2 separate regions of the Homo sapiens genome follow, and region 2 is linked to region 1. Evidence: read pairs that join two places in POLR2A ChIA-PET (ENCODE). Cell type or tissue: OCI-LY7. All regions are shown on one strand. Each heading gives the region's core, and the rest is flanking DNA. Links, peaks and the distances in the headings are about the cores only.

Region 1 (10,317 bases), core at 1,642-9,641:
TCTGCATCATGAGTGTCTTTTTTTCTTCTGTTTTCTGCTTTTTATAGCTTTCAGATTTTCCACAGTACGAATGAATTATTTTTGTAATAAAAAGGAAGAACAATTAATGCTCTGTTTAAACCAGATGTGAGATAGCTGCTGTACCTTAAGGTCAAGAGACATTTAATTTGTATTCGCTTTCTGGTAAATTAGATACGTTTCCGGTGTTGAGCTCTCTCCTCCTTCCCTATGTTGAAGTCTTTGCAATCAGCTGACACCAAATAGGAGTTCATTTTTTTGGAGGGATGCTTTACACCATAATGGCTTTGATGAGTCTCCTAAGATCCATTGCCATGGAAAATATTTCTTAAACGATAGAATTCAAAACTCTGTTTAAAAAGAGACCTCTGCCATTATCATTAGCAAACTAACACAGGAACAGAAAAAAACCAAAGACAGCATGTTCTCACTTATAAGTGGGAGCTAAATGATGAGAACTCATGAACACATAAGAAGGGAACAACAGACACTGGGATCTACTTGAGGGTGGAGAGTGGGAGGGGGAGGGGAGCAGAAAAGATAACTGTTGGGTACTAGGTTTAGTACCTGGGTGATGAAATAATCTGTACCACAATCCCCTGTGACACAAGTTTGCCTGTACAACAAATCTGCACAGGCACACCTGAACCTAAAATAAAAGTTAAAAAAAAAATTAATGGGCTATAAATAAATAAAGCGGCCTCTGATTCAAGCAAAAACTAGTTAATGGATGGTAAAGGAAATGGGTGAAATTTTGAGAAGTAACAGTATATTTATGTAATTTCCGAGTGTCTCTCCACAAGATACTCATTATTTACAAAGGATAAAATAGTGACTTTACAGTGGAGAAATCTGACAGACAGCACCTTAACCAAGAGTTGCCATCATCAGTGCAGCTTGTATTGGGTTGGTGCAAAAGTAATTGTGGGTCTTTTTTGCCATACTTTTGATGGCAAAAACCACGGTAACTTTTGCACCAGCCTAATACCTCCTGTTACAGGGCATTGAGGGTTCATCGTGGCTTCTGTGGCTCCTGCTGAAGTCAGAGCCTGACTCTTATCACAAGGAAACATCAGGCAAATTTAAAGTGGGCAGTATTGTACAAAGTAACTAGCCTATACCCTTAAAAACCATCAGTGGGCTGGGCACAGTGGCTCACGCCTGTAATCCCAGCACTTGGGGAGACCGAGGCGGGAGGATTGCTTGAGGTCAGGAGTTTGAGACCAGCCTGGCCAACATGGTGAAACTCCATCTCTACTAAAAATACAAAAAATTAGCTGGGCATGGTGGCGGGTACCTATAGTCCTAGCTACTCAGGAGGCTGAGGCCAGAGAATCACTTGAACCCTGGAGGCAGAGGTTGCAATGAGCCAAGATCGCACCACTGTACTCCAGCCTGGGTGACAGAGAGAGACTCTGTCTCAAAAATAAATAAATAAAAACAACCAGTGTCATGGAATACAAAGAAAACAACTGAACTCAATATAACACAAGATCTTGCATCTTGGATTTTTCTTTTTCACAAAGGACATTATTGAGAACATTGATGAGATCTGAATAAGGTCTGTAGATTAGATAATAGGACCATGTTGAGATTAATATCCTGATTTTTATAATTGTACTGTAGGTATATAAAAGAATGTCCTGTTTTTAGGAAATATGCATCATAGTATTTAGGAGTATGGGAGCATCCTGTCAACAGATTACTCTTGAATGGTTCAGAAAAACATGACACATATGTATGTATAAATATGTATACGTATATAAATTATATGTCTCTCACATACAGAGAGACAGAAAAAGGAAAAACAAACAGCAAAATGTGAACATTTGGAGAATCTGAGTGAAATATATTAGGGAATTCATTGTCATATTCATACAACTTCTCTGTAAGTCTGAAAGTATGCCAAGATTTAAAAAAAATAAATTAAAGCAGAAAGGGACTGTTGGTTGCAGCTCTTCCAAGCATTAGCACATCATCAGGGCCCTCCAGCTCCTGAGTTTGACATGCCTTTTTCAACACTGAATCCTCTGTCTGTTCTGTAGGGAATAGATGCTATGTGTCTGGTGCTATTCTTTAGTCCTCTGCATTTATTTTCCCTCCAAAATCTGTTGACAGCACTATGAAGTAGATAGAATTCTAATTCTCATTGACAAGTAAGAAACTAACATTTAGAGAGGCTAACTAACTTCCATAAGATCCCACAGCCAGAAAGTAGCAGAATGAGACTTGAACTGGGGCTTCTCTACCTCCCTCTGCACTTCTGTCCTTTCCACAGCTGGGAATCATATGTCCCTCCCATCACAGCCCCTTGAATGTAAGTCTTTTTTTCTGGGCATTTACAAATCTGAAAGCATCCCTGTTGGTGTTTTCACATGACGTGGATTCACTGAATTGATTTCCACCAAGGCATGTTATCTGCTTTGCTCAGTGTGCTACCATTAAAATCATGTTCCACCTTAGAATTCCTCAAACTATTGGATGCCAGTTAGGGAACTTAGTGCCTTCACGGAGACTCACTGCTTGCCAGCTAAAGAGATTGAAAAGGACCCAAGATAGTAGATTCAAGGTGACTATGTAGACCTTGGATGGTGCCAGAGACATACTTCCCCTGGTTTTCAATGCTTGGGGTGAAGATATAGGAATTCAGCTGTGGGCTTATACCAGTAACATAGATCCTCAGCTGTCGTCAGCAGGAACCAAGTCCCGGTGGCAGCATTGAGGAGGGCACACAAAATGTATTCTGACATAAGAACCTCTTGGGGCCAGGCGCGGTGGCTCACGCCTGTAATCCCAGCACTTTGGGAGGCCAAGGTGGGCGGATCACGAGGTCAGGAGATTGAGACCATCCTGGCTAACACAGTGAAACCCTGTCTCTACTAAAAAATACAAAAAAAAAAATTAGCCAGGCGTGGTGGCGGGCGCCTGTAGTCCCAGCTACTTGGGAGGCTAAGGCAGGAGAATGGCGTGAACCCGGGAGGCGGAGCTTGCAGTGAGCTGAGATCCCACCACTGCACTCCAGCCTGGGCGACAGAGCGAGACTCCATCTCAAAAAAAAAAAAAAAAAAAAAGGAACCTCTTGGAGGAATTTGATCCCAGAGTTGACAGTAATTGGAGAAAACTGATTGTAAGGAAAGAGCTTGGAATTTCAATGAAAGAAAGAAACCAGCAAATACAAAAAGAAAAAGTAGAGGACCTGGTTGATTGGGATAGTTTGAATGGGCCACAGGAAAGAAGAAAGACATCCTTAAATGCAACCTTACAAGTCTCTATTTGTGCCAGAACCCGTCCTCCACTGGTGAACTATAAGAACCCTCCTTCAAAGTAGGTCAATTTAGGGAAAAGCCAAGTGCTGGTGGCATAAAAGAATCAGGACATGCCATCTTGCCCCGAGCAGTGGAATTTAATTCAGAAGAAGAGTAGAAATGGAGGCTGGCTGTGCAACTGCATTAGCTTGCTTTTGCTGGTTATGCTGTGAAATAAATACCCATACAATCTCAGTGGCTTCCACAACAAAAGCTTATTTCTCACTCACATCACATTTGGCTGTGGGTCAGCTGCAGCTTTCCTTCCTCTTGTGGTTTGGGCTCAGATGTGCTTCTGAAGTGTAGGCTGAAGGCATAGCCCAATCTAGAACTGAACATGATGTTCTTGCGGGAAAAGGGGCAGTAGCAAGAGGGATGGTGAAACTCATGATACCTCTTAAAACTTCTTGCTTACAGTGAACATCACATTTAATTGGCCAAAGCCAGACCTCCGCTCTGGAATGTAAAATAATCCTCTCTGGGGAGAGGAGGCAAAGGACTCTAGGCTTTCACCATCTCCAGAAGAGAGAAGACTTTATATTTCTCCAGAAGTCTCTATCTTTAGGATAGCCAATAATCGTCCTTTAACCCATGTGCCTTTGCTCAGAAATCATTAACACCAAAAACACAAAAATATTCATGGAACATTGTTTCATGACACTCATGCTTTTTAATATTCTGATTACTGTGTTTAGTTGTAGAGACCCAGTTTTCAGAGTTGTGGAGATGAGTGCCCCTCTGGCTCATAGTTCTCAGCAGGCACATATTCTCCTTTGACTGACATATAGAGACTGGATCCAAAATCTAACTTCTCTCCTTCTCCCTAGCTGGTTGTTACTATCTCCCAGAACCTCTATTTCTATGTTCAATATCACATCTGGAAACTCTTAATGTTTTCATATATATTCAATGTAGAAACAACAGTTACTAAAAAAAATCACAATTTGGATATTATAATTTTTCTTGCCTCATTAGCCCTCCATATCCTATCACCAACTAACATAATTTATTTAGTCTCCAGGACTTTTTAGATTCTATTATGGTAAAGACAAGAGTTGACCACAGACAGTCGCATATATCCAAGTCAGTGCATGCCTATGGGCTTTAATATATTTATGTTGAAAGATGCTGCTGTTTGCTTTTCAATGTCTTAGACACTCATGTGTCTGTAGAATCTTAAAATATTATCCAGTGGAAAAATATGTAATTGGAAAAGGTGGTGGTGCAGTCCATTTAGCAGGCCGATGATAGATTTTCCTGGATGCCTCTCCTTCCCCCAAATAATAACTTCCATAAAAATAGTTTTATGAAAGCTTCCAAAATGGTGCAAAATAATACTTTTGTGGAAGCTAGAAATAGGGATCGGTATATCTGACTCCACAACTGATTTCCAGGATAAAGGTGCAACTGGACTCTGAAGATCAGCCCAGACCTCTGCCTACCTGCACATTTCACCTGTCCTCAGTAGCTCCAGGCCTGCACCAGTCAGTCTCAAAGCCTCCACTTGCTCCTCTCTTCCTGTGTTTATTGGAGCTCTCCAGTTCCCAAAAATGCAGCAAAGCTGGAAGTAGGTATAGCAACACAATGGGCATAATAGAAGCTGTGATAGCCTCAATAGAAAAAGGCAGATTCAGAGAGAGAGAGGCATGGAAATAGATTGCAGCTTCTGGTACGGGAAAGATAAGATACTTCATATCATCCAGAAATAAGCTTCATCGCAGGTAGCGAGATGAGCAGGTGAGGAGCAGCCAGCTTCTCTCCACAGTCTGCAAGAGCAGCGTGCAATATACGGGTTGCTAAACAAGCAAAAGGTTATCCACAGACTTTACAAATTACATGCAATACCGCCCTGCCAGTGACAGCTCTCTTCTGTCTACAATTCTGCCAAATTCTCACCACCCACACCTCTCCCACCCTGTTCACACCACCGTGTCTGGCCTAGATTCTTGCAAGGTCTCCCAACTTCCTCCCTCCTCATCCTTCCAGTGTGTTCCTAAAGCAGCAGCCAGAGAGCCCCTGCTCGCTGCCAGCCAGATCATGTCGCTTCCCCACTCAGGGCTCACCAGTGACTTCCCACCTTGCAATGTGTGAACACCAGAGTCCTTCCAGTGAACTAGAAGCCTAACACAACCCGGCCCCTTGTGACATCCCCAGCTTTATTTCCTTCTGTCCTCCCCTTTGTTCCCCATGTTCTGGCCACACTGGCCTCTGCAGATGCTCTCCCACCTCAGGCCTTTTTTTTTGCCTGGAATATTCTTCCCTTGGGCAGGAATGGACACTTCCTTTTCTTCCTTCAGGTCTTTATTCAAAACCTCCTTATCTTTGAAGCTTTTCCTGGAGACCCAGGGAAACCTTCATCTCCTACCCACGTCTTAACATTTCATTTCTCATTTGTTATTTCTTGAAGTTGCATGATCTCTAACATGTGCAGTTTACTTATTTATTGTGTTTTTGGTTGCTCTCTTTCCCTCAACACGAGCTCCACAGCCAGGGCCTGTAGGCTGTGTTGCTCACTCACGTATTGCCTGATCCACAGTGCCTGGTATGAAGTTGGCCCACCACAAACATTTGCTGAGTGAATGCATGAATGAAAAGCCCCCTCCACATGAGGCCCTGAAAGGAAATATGTGCACAGCAAATGAAATAAATGCTGAATAAGGTCGCCTTTCATGACTATCTGGGTCCCTGTGCAGGCCTCTCCTCCCTATCTCATTGCCTCACAATAGTGAATCACCAGCAAATCCGGCCAATCCCCTGCCAGACCCGTGGTCCAGACCCAAGTCTTGATGGCACTAGTCCCTTGGAAGCCAGCCAGAGCACACCTGGGGCTGGCCAGGTCAGGAGAGCCTCCCCTGGAACTGGCAGAGCCATATCCAAGGGAGCCCGGAGCTCTGTCCCTGGGGACCCTGCAGGAAGAAGTGGAGTTCCCCGGCCCCCACACCCATCACCTTACTTGGGGTGAAATCCACAGAGAGTACCCCCTGCTCTGAGGAGTGGCCACAGCAGGAGGAGGTTTGGCCCTCCTTGATGGGGGACCTCTGTCCTCCCAGCCTGCACTTCAGACCAGGAAAAGTGTTTAAAGATAATACTTGGGAACAAATACTAGACTGATAAAAGACAACAGAAGGGAATAAGGGACTATTATTCTTTAAAACTGCGGAATAAGAGAGGCATCCTTGGCCCAAGCCTATGATAATTTCAGAAAACATTTTGAACTCAAGAAAAAGAAAACATGGACTACCAAGCAGCCAGGACTTTGTGTGAGCTACATGAGGAAATCTATGAAGATTCATTTTAAAAATGAAAACAGGAATTTAATCCATACAGAGACATGGTGCTCCTGGATGGGATAACTTAATGTGCAAAACTTTCCCATAGTCATTTGTTAGTTTAATTTAATCCCACTAACAAGATACGTGAATCTTTATGTTCTGGAGGATGGCCAGTGGGTCTCAGTATTGGGCTCTACTGGCATCTTGGTGGGGAGTCCTGAGTGTGGGCATGGGTGTGGGTGGCATTCTCCTACACACCCAGCACACTCCCCTGGGCCCACAGTAACCAGCTCTCTGGATTCTAGATGGATAAAAATGCAAGCACAGCTAAGAGAACTTATTTCAAAAATTAATGAAGTGCCGGGCACGGTGGTTCACACCAGTAATCCCAGCACTTTGGGATGCCAAGAGGGGAGGATCACTTGAGCCCAGGAGTTTGAGAACAGCCTGGGCGACATAGTGAGACTCCGTTTCTTTTATAGAAATGAGAAATTAAAATTAATGAAGGAGGTACCTGTGCTACCCAATGTGATATATATAATAAATATACAGTAAATATGTTTATATGCACTAGTCCGTGTATATACACACATGCAAACACTAAAACTTCATGTGTGGGCATATGAATGGAAAGAGCAATAGGAGTAAAGTCCTGAAATAGACACAAGTTAATAAGAAATTTCAGATATTATGATATATTAAGTGATTACTTAATCTATATCATTATTTAAGTAATTACTAAAATTATTAAGTGATTTGGGAAACCATTCATGGGGGGGAAAAGCTCAAATGAAATAGTGTGAATTCAAAGTGTCTGACACAGGTGTCAGTCAATTTAGAAAGTTTCTTTTGGCAAGGTTAAGGCTGCACTCCTGACGGTGTCAGGTCCTGAGGCCCAAGGTGGTTGGGGTACAGCTTTCTTTTGTACATTTTAGGGAGACATGAGACGTCAATCAATATGTATAAGATGTACATTGGTTTGGTCCCAAAAGGTGGGAAAACTTGAAGCAGGAACTTCCAGGTCATAGGTAGATAAGAGACAGAAGATTGCATTCTTTTGAGTCCTTGATCAGCCTTTCGCTGAATACTCAATGTAGTCTGGCTCGGTGAATCTGCATTTTTACATAAACAGTAGGGCAGAGGAAGCAATCAAATATGCATTTGTCTCAGGTGAGCTGTGAAGATTAGCTATCAGTTTACATTGCCAGGGTGAAATTCAACAGAACTGTTTTAGGGTAAAGATCATGAGGCCCACAACAAATTTCCTTGTGGGCACATTATGAGGGAGTTGTGTAGCTTTTTAAAAATCTTTGTAGCTGCCTTATTTAGGAATAAAATGGGAAGCAGGTTTGCCTGCCATAGTTGCCACCTTGAGTTTTCCCTTGGCTTAGTGATTTGGGGGTCCCGAGATTTATTTTCCTTTCACAATAGTAAATGAAACCAAAAAAAAACTAACTATACCCAATGATTAATTTCAGAAAGAAGAGACTATAAAGGTAAAGTGAAAACTAGGGAGGAGAAGGAGGGAGGGAGGGAGGAAGCAGGGATGGGAGGGAGGGAAGAAAGAAAAAAAGAAGGAAGGAAGGAAGGAAGTAGGTAGGTAGGTAGGTAGGTAGGTAGGTAGGTAGGTAGGTAGGTAGGTAAAGTGTGACTGTTTGCCTAATGGAAGCTGGGGCTTCAGAGGTTCTGGGGAAAAGGGACATTGCTGCCAGTGTCTTAAAGGTATTTCTGACCAAAATAAAATGTAAATCACTGGAGAAGACCTGCCTGGAGCCCTCCTCGGCTCTTAAATGGAATGCTGTAACATCTTGTTGTGTGTTCAGCTCATCTGTTCGGTGTGTCTCCCCTCCTGAAGGGCAGGGACCACACTAATCTTTGCAGAGTGGACCACTGAGCATTGGCACTCTGGAGCCAGGTGCCTGGCTCTGAATCTGCTTTTCTGCTCCTTACTACTTGCATGACATTGGGCATATTACAGTGACTCTCCATGCCTCAGTTTCCTCCTCTGTAAAGTGTAGACAGTTATAGGAACTGCCTCGCTAGATTATTGTGAGGATCAAATGGGTTAATATGTGTAAAGCAAGATGAGCATTTACCATTGTATCTGCAGCTCCCAAAACAATGCCAGCTATGTGGGAGACAGTCAATGCATGTTGGGTGACTCTGAGCCTGCTTTGCTAGATAATACCTCTCCAACTCCCTAAGAACACAAGCAAACCACCCCTCAAGGATAACTGGTGACAGATTTTGAAAATAGAGGCAGAAATGCAATTCACCAGTCTTTCCCCCCCGCCGCCCCCACTTGGAGCCTGCAAAAGCGCTGAGTAGGACTTAGTCTGCTTGCATATCCATGACAGGAAAGTTAAATGAGATACTGAAGCCGATGGGAGAGGGCCCTTGGTTGCTCAGGGCAGAGTGAAGCCTGTATCCTTTGCATAATTCTGCCCCATCATATTGCTTTTTGTAAAAGGAAAATGTTTTGATAGTCTGTCACTGAAATCTGTTTTTAATGAAAACACCCTAGGATTAGCTATTATTCTTAGAAGACAGCTCTGTTGTGGAGTTATTCAAGGATGGAGTTCTATTACGTGTGTTTGCCCACCACAGATGTGCCTCAGATGAAACATGAAGGTTAGGGAAGAAAGCAAACAGCTCTGGGCTGAGCAGCAATAAAGCGCTGCATTGGGAGGGATGGCACTGGTGGGGAGGGGTCCCAGCTCATGGCCATGATGCTGGCACCAGAGTGGGTGCTGTCCAGAAGCTGTCCCCATCCCTGTTCTTACCACCTTGGCTCCAGGACCCAGCTTGACTTCTCATGTGACTTTTCCCTCTGGTGCTCAGAAATTGGAGTCTGAGGAGTAAGGCCTGGGGAGGAGGTGGCCACACCCACAGGTGGTCATATTTATGTTGCCTGGTATGGAGTTAGAACTGTTCCTCTAGGGACAAACTGGATCTTTGGACCAGTCTATCTACAAACAAGGATGGCTCCCTCAGCTTGGGAAGAAAGTGTCAAATGGGAAGTTAGGGAACGTGGAAGTTTAAAGTGAAGCCATCTTTATGTTCTCCCTGTGTGTCATTGTTTCGCCGTATGGATATGCTAGAGAAGTGAAAAAATGTATGAATGAATGAAAATGAAAAATATATGAGTAAAATAAATATCTTTAAAAAGGAATAGCCCACTGGCTATACCACTAAGTTCATGCTCTTCAAGTAAAGCCTGGACTATTTGTCAAAGCCTTTTTTTTCCCTCTAATGTAAGAGGGTTTTTCTGTCATAGAGGAGGGGCCTGGGAATTTGGAAGGCATTGTAAGTCATTGCTGACAGGAAATGATGCTATTAGGTATTGGATCATAAAGAGACCTCCTCCCAGGAAAATGAATTCAGTGACAATAACACCATAATGTTATATAACAGTAAATTTTATATCTCCTGAAAATTGATGTTGGATCAAAACAAGGGACTGAAAGACAATAGATTGGGACAAAACAAAATCAGTCAGACCCCAACTCATGCTGATGGAATCAAGGTCACAAAGTTTAAAACAGAACTTCCAACGTGAGACCAGACGGCCACGTTTTTGGCCTGCTATCCAGTCTGGCTGATGGCTGATGAATATTTGCTGTGACATCAGCCAAAAGGGAGACGATCTAGTGAAACTCTTCATCCCACCTCTTGGGCTCTTGCAACAAAGAATAGTTTTGTTAAATTAGCAAATGTAATTT
Region 2 (10,317 bases), core at 1,524-9,523, 99 kb before region 1:
CTTGAGGCTGGAACCTAAATCTAAACGTGAAATTCATTTATGTTTCATGTACGCCTTATGCACATATCCTGAAGGTAATTATACAATATTTTTGATAATTTTATACATGATACAGTCTGTGTACATTGAACCGTCAGAAAGCAAGGGTGTCACTATCTCAGGCACCCATGTGGACAGTCTGTGGGTGTTTGACATCACCATCATTCCTGACTCAGAATTTGTATGCTACAAAGAAAATGATAAGTAATCATTTTCTTACACTTATTCGCACTTCAGTACTCAACAGTAAAACAATATGGCATATCATTAATATAGTGATAAACAATGTGTTCCAGGTAACTAAGCAACACAGTAGCATCACCAGAATACCTGTATCAGCTGTTAGACAATGACAACAAACATCAGCAGGCTGGATCAATTGTGTGTGGTGCACATGAATTTTGACTGTGACCTGGCACATGAGGTCCATTGTGGAATTTTCCACTTGTGGCATTATGTCGGCATTTAAAACATTTCAAACGTTGTAGTATTTCAGATTTCAGATTTTTGGATTAGAAATGCTCAACCTGTATTAATAACTGGGTATACAATAATCTACTTAGTACTTTGTGTATATGTATGTATCTATTATGCATTGATTCTTTAGTGTGGCACTTTACTGTATGTTTTATGTATAAAATTTTATTTGGCTGAGCATGGTGGCTCAGACCTGTAATCCTAACACTTTGGGAGGCCAAGGCGGGTGAATCACTGGAGGTCAGGAGTTCAAGACCAGCCTGGCCAATATGGTGAAACCCCATCTGTACTAAAAATACAAAAATTAGATGGGCGTGGTGGCACACGCGTGTAATCCCAGCTACTTGGGAGGCTGAGGCAGGAGAATTGCTTGAACCCAGGAGCAGAGGTTGCGGTGAGCCGAGATCTTGCCACTGCACTCCAGCCTGGGCAACAGAGTGAGACTCTATCTCAAAAAAAAATTTTTTTTGTATTTAATCCTTCCAAGTTTGTGTGAAAAGTATTATTAACTTCAGTCTACAGATGGGAGTACTGAGACCTGAAGTGTTTCTATGGCTTGACCAGCTCACACTGCTGGGCTTTCCAATGACCAACCCTGCATTTTCAGCCTTTCACTTATTACTGGGCACTGAAGTTAAATGTACCTTTGTTTTGTTTTTTGAGAGGAGTGGATGTTAGAAACATTGAATTGATTAATACAGTGTATACAAATCATTGACTGCATTTTTTTGGTATTTCCATAGAAATGATTCTCAAAAGCAGAACTGATGAATCAAAAGGTACACTGGGGTTTCCTCAAACATACTGAAGAATGTGGCTTTTCAGGAAAGTTGTAACAACATATATTGTATTCCAACCCTCTATGAAGGTGCCAGACTCCAACTTGTCAGTGCTCAGCGCTATGATTTAAACCCTTTTAGTTTTGCTCTTTTGCCAAAGGAAGAGGGATACTGGAGGTGGGCTCTTTGCAGGTAGGTGCAGCCAGGTGACTCCTGAGAGTGGCATCTGGGAAAGATGTTGTTTTCCTGATCAGGAGGGACATTTTCAGTTGGCACAAGTGTTCACCCTTTGTCCTTCTGTCTCCTCCTGCTGTCTTATGACCGAGGATTGAAAGCTGCATGCTGAGGACTCCACATGGAGGGAAAGGTGGCCTGGGGGCCTGGGTTACAAGGGCATCGAGTGGGGAAAATACCCAGTTTAGTGAAACCTCTGTTGTTAGGTTCAGATGCAAAGGCAAATGCAATCCTATCCACTCTATTTTCTCTGACTCTTAGTGAAAGGATCATGTTTGTATCTCATTTTCTGCAAATTCTCTGTACTGGGACTTTGCATCTCCACACAGCCCCTCACAGCGCCCCCCCGCCCCAAGTAAGGTTTTGGTGTTTCTCTTGCCAATTTGAATTAAGTCTATATATTATAGATGTTAACTATCATTTTTGATGCAGTTTAAGATGTGTCTTTTAATTTTATTTGTGATGACCTATTGGTTAAAATAATGATCTTCAGATGTCTCCATCAAAAAGTACAATTTGTCTTCACACTTACTAATAGGGACAAATTCCTATTCCCCAATAACCTTGCACTTAATTGTCGTATCATCGAATGGATCGCCCCTAAATCTACATTGGGGGTTGCAAAATGGTAACTTTACAATCATATGATTCCCTTCACATTCATTAGTGGTCATTCTTCTGTGAACAAGAGTTTCCTTCTCTCTCTCTCTTTCTCTCTTTCTCTCTCTCCCTTCCTCCACCCCTCCCTTTAGGGGAAGAGAGTCACTGGGTTCTTAAGGATTTTTACTTACTCAGTGTGATACAATCAGTATTCTTCATGGTGCTCAAATTAACCCAATTTTGCCCAGTGAGTGCCTTTTATGTTATCTCTAACACAAGAAATTGAGTGCTTACACTTTTCTTTAATTCTTGACCCTTCTTTCTTCCTTCCTTCCACTCTCCTGGTCTCTTCCCCTTCCTCTGTTCCTTCCTTCCTTCCTCCCTTCTTTTCTTCTTCAGTTGGAGGTGGGAGGTGCTTATAACATTGGCTAAAATTAGAACGATAATAAATAATGTGGTGAAAGAAGAGTTCTATTTAGTTCTTGTCTTTAATTAAGCTGGATTTAGTTTTTCATTATTAAATAATAAGGGCTATTTGTTTCAGTTTTTTAATAAGAAAGAAGGATGATTCTATTTCTAGTTTTGTTGGTGTTTTAATCATGTCTAAACATTGAATTTGGGGGAATTTACTGAAGTTAACTAGTGCGTTTTTTCCTTTGACCTAATGAAATGATCAATTACATTAATAAGTTTCCTAGAATTAAACTATCTTTACAGCCTTCAAATACACCCAACCTGAGCACTATTATTTTTTCAATTCTGTGATGACTCAATGTGTTTAGTTTTATATATATATGATATACTTACATATGAAATATATACACATTTATATATAAATGAATAAATAAGATTAGTTTGCATTTTTATTATACTATGTATTTAACATTTATAAAATGAATTGGTAAACTTTTTAAATTCTCCTGGGAAATGAATATCATGTGATTATTATTCCCTGGAAAATCTCCTTGGGCTTTATGCCTTTTTCCGTATCAATCTGATAAATTAATTCATTAATCTTATGGTTATTGGTCTCTTTAGTTTTTATTTCTAGTTGAGACAAATAAATTATCTTTTCCTAGAAAACTGTCTATTTTTCTAAATTCAAGTTTTTGACCATTTTTCTTTTATAGTTTCCTGTTTATTAGTAGCTTTAATTCCTTTTGTTGTTGTTTTTACATTTTATATTTCTCTCTTTCTTTCTCTGTTCCTTCCTTACTCTGTCCCTTACTCTCTCCCTCTCTTCCTCCCTCTCTTTTTCAACTAAGATTAGTTGTAAATGTGTCTATTTTATTGTTTTTTTAACTCAAGAACTAATGCTGATATTCATTTCCTTTATTTTGTACTTTCTTATATCTATTGTTTTCAAATATATGTATATTTTTAATAATACAGTTTTCATGAGTGTCTTTTACTTTTCTTTTTATGCTGTTTTGGATGAAAACTTTATTTGTTGATTCCCATCTTGGCATGTCAATAATTTTAAGTCATTCTTTTCTGCTAAGTCTAGATTTAGCTTAAGAATTCTTCTCAACAGAGAGCTGTACATTGTCACATGTAGGCTAGGATATATAGCTGTGTCCATCTTCGGAAAATATAATTAGTCACAAGCCCTCTCTAACTTGTTCAAACTTACCTAAATTATGTTTTTTTATAGCCCAAGTGTTTCATTCTTAAATTTTAAGAATAAATTTGTGGCCGGGCATGGTGGCTCAAGCCTGTAATCCCAGCACTTTGGGAGTGGGCGGGTCACCTGAGGTCAGGAGTTCCAGACCAGCCTGGCCAACATGATGAAACCCTGTCTCTACTAAAAATGCAAAAAGTAGCCGGGCGTGGTGGTGCATGCCTGTAATCCCAGCTACTTGGGAGGCTGAAGCAGAAGAACCGCTTGAACCCGGGAGGCAGAGGTTGCAGTGAGCCGAGATTGCACCATTGCACTCCAGTGTGGGTAAGAGAGTGAGACTCTGTCTCAAAAAAAAAAAAAAAAAAAAAAGAATAAATGTGTTTTAAAATATGAATGGAATGAACTTCCCACCTATAGATTTTTGGGAAAGTCTATGTTTAAGTGTTTTTATGTTTAAATTTAAATTTAATTTTTTTAAAGACAGGGTCTTGCTCTGTCCCCAAGGCTGGAATGCAGTGGTGCAATCATAGCATACTGCAGCTTTGAACTCCTGGGCTCAAGCAATCCTCCTGCCTCAGCCTCCTAAGTAGTTGGGACTACAGGCATGCACCACCATGCTGGGCTTCTGCAGGTTTTTAAGTGGCATATTTTCCTCAATCTTTCAATATTTGGGGGATTTTTTTTTCTTACTTTAATAAATAATGTTTTGTCTGCGACTATCATTTTTGTGTTGTGACTTTTTCCCCAAGACTCTTGACATATTATTCTACCTTTGGTGATCATGGAGAAGTCTGAGGGCAGCCTAAATTTAAATTCTTTGTAGATAATCTGGATTGTTTTTCTACTTGGGTACATTTAAGAGTTTTAAAAAATGTATCAGAGCATTTTGCTAAAATGTCTAGGTATATAGGTTTTTGCTCTCGTTGACTTTACCTGAAACATGAATTCTGATTTGCCTACTCTGTGAAGGAAAATCTTTACTTATTATATTTTTGTGTATTGATTCTTCCCCCTGTGGTACTGTATTTATCTCGGGGATGTTGTTATAGGCTGTTATCTATCTACCAATATCTTCCCTCTCTTTTTTCACTTACTAACAGGGCCACGACTTAATTTGGGAATGGTCTCTTCTTAACAGCTTTATCTCCCAGTCTTCCTTACAGGGAGGGGGTAGTCATATGACATATTTGAATCTAATGAGATAAATTTGGAAGCTGCCAGGTGGAGCTCCTGAGAATGCTCTTTAAGGGGAGATGACTCATCTGACATGCCTCATTCACCTCTTACTCTTCCTCTGTTAGATCTGGAATGTTATTGTAATGGCTAGAGTGCCAGCAGCCACCTTGGAAGCTGGGGAGGAGGGCCACACACTAAATTTGATGGAGCTAGGGCTAAAAAAAACAGTCTGGGGTTCTTAGAATATCATGTAGCTGCCCTCCCACCCCAGATCTGTCCATCTCTGGACTTCTTGCCACATAAGAGAAAATAAATATTTCTCTTGACTAAGGAAATGCTCATGGCTTGTTTGGTCAATGTCTGAACAAAATAACTTCTCTGATAAGCCAATAAAGGTAAATTATCCATCTACACCTATCATCTTTTCATGCATAGCTTTTTCCTTTGACCCATTCTTTCATATTCTTAAAGAGGTTTTTATTCCTTTTTGATACCTCTGATTTGAATTTTCACTCTAAAGCAGACTTTGTTTCTATTACTTTTAATTTTCATGCTGGAAAGATATAGCTCTAATCCCCTATTTGAGTTATATCTTTTTTCATTTCAACTTGCATTTCATTTCGTTTGATTTCTGAATTTAAGTTTTTTCTAAAATCAAGATTAAGTTATTTTTCACATCATTTCTCACCTGATTTCACAAGGCCTTTTATGCTTTTATGACATTTTTTTCAGGATGCAAAATAGATACCATTTACACTTTTTTTTTTTTTTACTATTTGCTGATAGCTCCTTTTCAAACTGTGATTTTCCCCAAATTCTTAGAATTGCACTCCCTATCTGTATTCAACTTTTTTTTTTCTCAGTTTATTCACCTTTGGACAGTAAAACAATCCAGGCTGATGTTTACTAAATTATTAGAAGAACCTCGTCCTGTCTCTATGTGGGTTCTGCCTGAATCAGAGGCGCCTGATACTACTATAGACAGGATGAGGGCTCTAGACCTTGCCAAATTTTAATGCTTAGTTGGCACTTATCTATTGAGGCATATCTCCTAGGGCTTATTTTGAATGAGTAGCTTCCCAAAGCTGTTATATGTGTTTCTCTCATGACTGGAACAAGGGTTGTTTCCTGGGTAATAATATAAGAGGATGCACTTGCAGAGCTCTTTAGCTCTTCATTCCCAAAGGGGGCCAATTCCAGCCCCAGGGCTGAGAGCACACTCCTTCCTCAGCTGGGCTGAAATTACAGGGAGGTTCTCTCATCTCCCAGAAGTTGTAGAAAGAGACTGCTTAGGAAGGAGAGCTGGCAAAAACGGGTCACTTCTGGAAGCACTCCTTCCACAATGGAGGAATGACAACCCATTTTCTGGCAGTGTATGGCTGTGGCCTCAGCCTCATATCTGAAATAGGGTGGTAGGCTACAGGTGGAAGATTTCCAGCCCGTTTTCATCTAAATTACCCTCTCAAACAGATCACAGTTTTGCAATCCAACCCATCCAAACTGCAGATAAGAGAACTTTTTCCCAGGGAGCTGCAAAACATTGGTCAGCATTAGCAATTCCCAGTGCTGTGCCTTGGGGAGCATTATAGTCAATGCACGTCCACTCTCACTTGTTCTGGTGGTGGCCGACTCTAGCCCAGGATGTTCCCAACCTAAGACTGATCCCACTGTTTTCAAGGCATTTCAGCTGAGAAACCCTTTATTATCTCAAGTTTAATATGCCCAAAGCCAACAGTATGACTTTTCCTGGTAATGACATTTTAATTCTTCTTGCCCTTAAATCTTGTAGTTAAGCAACTAGACCCACCATCCAGGTCAACCTGTTAGAGTTAAGCAGTGAGACACAGATGTATCACCCAAATACCCTTGAGGTTATCCAGAATTCCACTTTCCCTCCTTTCCATTCTCACTGCTGTCACAAGTGTGTGGGGTGGGTTCAATCGCTTCATGTCTGAATCACCGAAGGAGCACTCCTGCTCATCTCTTCTGCATCTCCTCTCCCCTCCCTCCCAGCAGGCATGTCAATCCCAGGGTGATGCTTTCAGCAGAGCCTCAGTCATGCTACCCTTAGCTGAGGAGCTGCTGTCTCTTCCCTGTGATCTGCAGCTCAGGTTCCAAGACCATGATTAAATGGTCTAGACCCTCCAGAGATGTGGCCCACATTCATCATTCATCCAGTATTCCTTCCTGCCTCTCTCTAAAATGGATACTCATCAGTAGATTCCGCACATTCCATTCTATATTTATCCTCAGCTCTTGGAACTTGTAAATAATATCTTTTCTGCCTGGAATGCTTTCTGCCTTCTTTTATTTATTTATTTATTTATTTATTTATTTATTTATTTGAGACAGGGTCTTGCTCTGTCATCCAGGCTGGAGTGCAGTGGTACAATCACGGCTCACTGCAACCCACACCTCCTGGGCTCAGGTGATCCTCCCACCTCAGCCTCCCGAGTAGCTAGAACTACAGGCATGTGCCACCACGCCCAGCTAATTTTTGTATTTTTAGTAGAGATAGGGTTTCACCATGTTGCTCAGGCTGGTCTCGAACTCCTGAGCTCAAGTGATCTGCCTGCTTTGGCCTCCCAAAATGTTGGGATTACAGGCATGAGCCACCGTGCCCAGCCACTTTCTGCTTTCTTTATCACCTGTTTAGATCTTACTCCCTCCCAAAGATGCAGCTCAAATCCAGATGTCATATTATTCTGACCAACACTTTTTTTTTTTTTTAAGATTCCGGCCATTATATACTGAATAAGAGACATGCACATTTGGAAATGATTTCAGTGGCTTTGTTTGTAAATTCTTTTGCATCTCTCTCATTTATGTGTGTGATTCCTCAAAAGAATGTTCAATAAATAGATGCTATAAAAGTCAGAATAATAACCCTCGAATTTTTTTCTCTAGCTGTAAAAGTCAGAATAATAACCCTCCAACTGGGAGAGGTAATGAAAGAAGATGTTTTCTCAGTGATTGGAATTGCTGCTGCCCGGACTGGCATAAGCCAGTTGTTCAGGAACTATTGGATGCTGGTGAAGATATCATTTCAACTTACATTTTCTCGGCTTATGTAGTCAATGGTTTAATCTATGCTGATGATTAAATATCTCTTTATTAAAAACATGAGTTTTTTGTTTTGTTTTTATGTCTGTTTTTCCATTTTAGTTCCTAAAGCACAGATTGCTCCAGCACTGCCAGTAAATTAATTAGGAACCACCGGGTGGTTTTCTTCTGGGAGTAGGAGTTGAGGGTCGCTTTGGGGGAGTTCATTGTCGTGTCCTTTCTTCCACATTTCTGAAGTGTTGTTATAAAAACGCCTTGCTTTTCTGTCTGGATATGTACTTGTCTGCACAGTCTATTTACCACCCCTATAGAATCATCATCTTCTCAAACTATGTCTACAACGTTTGCTTTTACATAAGTTGGACAATTAGGCTAGTGTTCTGTGCCTTAGTAAAAACCCTCTCTCTCTTTTAGACCAAGTGACCTAAAACCTCAAGCAACAGTTTTAGGACGGAGTATTCCAAAGCGCTTTCCATAAAACTGTTTTAGGATGAAAATAGAGCTTATTCCAGGGTAGGGGCAGGGGGAAGGGTGGGTGAGAGATTTTAAATGTCAGATAAAGAGGCCTGAACAAAGAGAAACAGATTTCTTTGCTTCTTTACTGCAGGACTTCTCAAGGCCTTTGGCAGGCTGCTGTGCATGGTAAAGCTCCACCAGGGCCAGGTTTCCATGTGCAGCTGTGCAGACAGACTGGTTTTTTTGTTTGTTTGTTTGTTTGTTTTAATAACATTTAGTATTTTAGCATTGTTTTAACAAGGCGTTTTCACATCCTTCGTGCCATTTTAATTGGTGTTCTTTTTGTTTCCATCTCCATTTTATTATGATATCTTCTTTATTCTTAATGAGCAGCTCTGATGTGAATGGTGCCTCTAGGAGGGAAATACTGACCTGACCCTAGGGGGGCTGCCACAGCATCCCCAGAAGCATTTGGCATGAAACTCTTGTTCTTCAAAGAATATCTTTCAGGCCTAGTGTTTAATGGGGAGCACCATGGCAAACCTCAGCCTGGGCTGTTGCAAATCCTGTAATCAGAGTAAAATGGAAGTTTTGCCATACAGCTTGTCTGGCCACTAAAATGCTACTGGCTTGGCTCAGAAATGTTCAAAAGACCCCCTGCATAGAGGATGAGTCAAAGACGCAACATGCAACTATTCCTTTGTGCTGCCAGGAAGACCGTGCTGTGAATCCATTTCCTACTTAGAGACTCCTGTTTTCCTATTTAATTAATGTCATATTTTCTCTTCTATAACATTTAGTATTTTAGCATTGTTTTAACAAGGCGTTTTCACATGATTCGTGCCATTTTAATTGGTGTTCTTTTTGTTTCCACCTCCATTTTATTATAATACCTTCTTAATTTTTCTGCTTTTTAGTTTTCCCTTATTTCTTTTCATTCAAAAATTTAACACAATTTTATATTGTTCCCGGCTTCTAATCTTTTAATTTACTTTCTTAATCCAAGTTTGGTTTCGTTTCTCTTAATTGCTTTATTTCATTATTCATTTTGAGGCTTTCATCTTTGGAAAAAGGGCAAATTTGGGGATCAGATTATGTGGTTTTGACTACCTTCCCAACCATTACTGTCTGGGTGTCTTAGGTGAATTGTTTAACCATTCTCAAAGCTTCAGTTTTCTGTTCTGTGAAATGGACTTGGTGATAAGTTGTTGTAAGTATTAAATGAGAAAATGCATCCAAAGTTCTTAGCCCAGTGCCTAGCTAGATAAGAAATGTCTAATAAAGGTTATTTGCAATGTGAATATTATTACATTTTAAGTTGTTTTGTCATCTTTTTATTGTTAAATTTATACTTATTTAATATTTTTGATTATTTGTTTCATATTTTTTCCCCATTCACCTTGAAACTTTGGAATTTTGGATTCTGACATCCTTTTTTGGCTCTGTTTCATCTATATTTCTCCTCATTAAATTTTTTCCATTTCTTCTGAATTTGATTATTTTTATGCTGACATCTTTATACAGTACATGAAGCAGGGATGAAGGGATTGCTGAAGTTAGTGGACTCACAGGACTAGCAGGGAGGTCCCAGGCCATAGAGGTGCTTCTTGACTGATGAGCGACTGTGCCCCCTCGTAAGTCTCCTGTCTCTTTTCTTGTCAGTTCTCCAAAAAAATCCTACTGTGAGCTATTTCCCATTGGTTAAGGGTATATCTAAGTGCTGAAGTAATGCTGTTCCGTCACACTCATTAACCGTGAAGAACCACACATCGAATCCATCGTTTCTGGCCTTCGTGGTCCCTCATTTATCTTCTTTTGTTACTTTTTGAAGGTAGTTTCTAAATGGCGTCCCAAAAGATCCTCTAGTCTTAA

What was found. Peaks named below come from ENCODE experiments on the same cell type or tissue, not always from the same donor. Only the 100,000 strongest peaks of a DNase experiment are listed, where the experiment ranks them.
Region 2: POLR2A ChIA-PET joins it to region 1 with 5 read pairs; 2 of 35 experiments call an interaction of 5 or more read pairs at or near these places.

The regions. Positions count from the first base shown.
Region 1 is chr7:43,228,954-43,239,270 of GRCh38, forward strand. All of the region lies in intron 2 of HECW1 (HECT, C2 and WW domain containing E3 ubiquitin protein ligase 1), which reads left to right. Among named protein-coding and RNA genes, the nearest start is that of MIR3943, 83 kb to the left of the region's middle. In OCI-LY7, for the core only: no CTCF peak of the experiment used is centred there; no DNase peak of the experiment used is centred there.
Region 2 is chr7:43,130,297-43,140,613 of GRCh38, forward strand. The region is part of intron 2 of HECW1 (HECT, C2 and WW domain containing E3 ubiquitin protein ligase 1); the gene reads left to right. The region is part of intron 3 of HECW1-IT1 (HECW1 intronic transcript 1); the gene reads left to right. Among named protein-coding and RNA genes, the nearest start is that of MIR3943, 15 kb to the right of the region's middle. RefSeq lists an enhancer at 8,249-8,845. In OCI-LY7, for the core only: a CTCF peak has its summit at 1,865; a DNase peak (open chromatin) is centred at 5,935.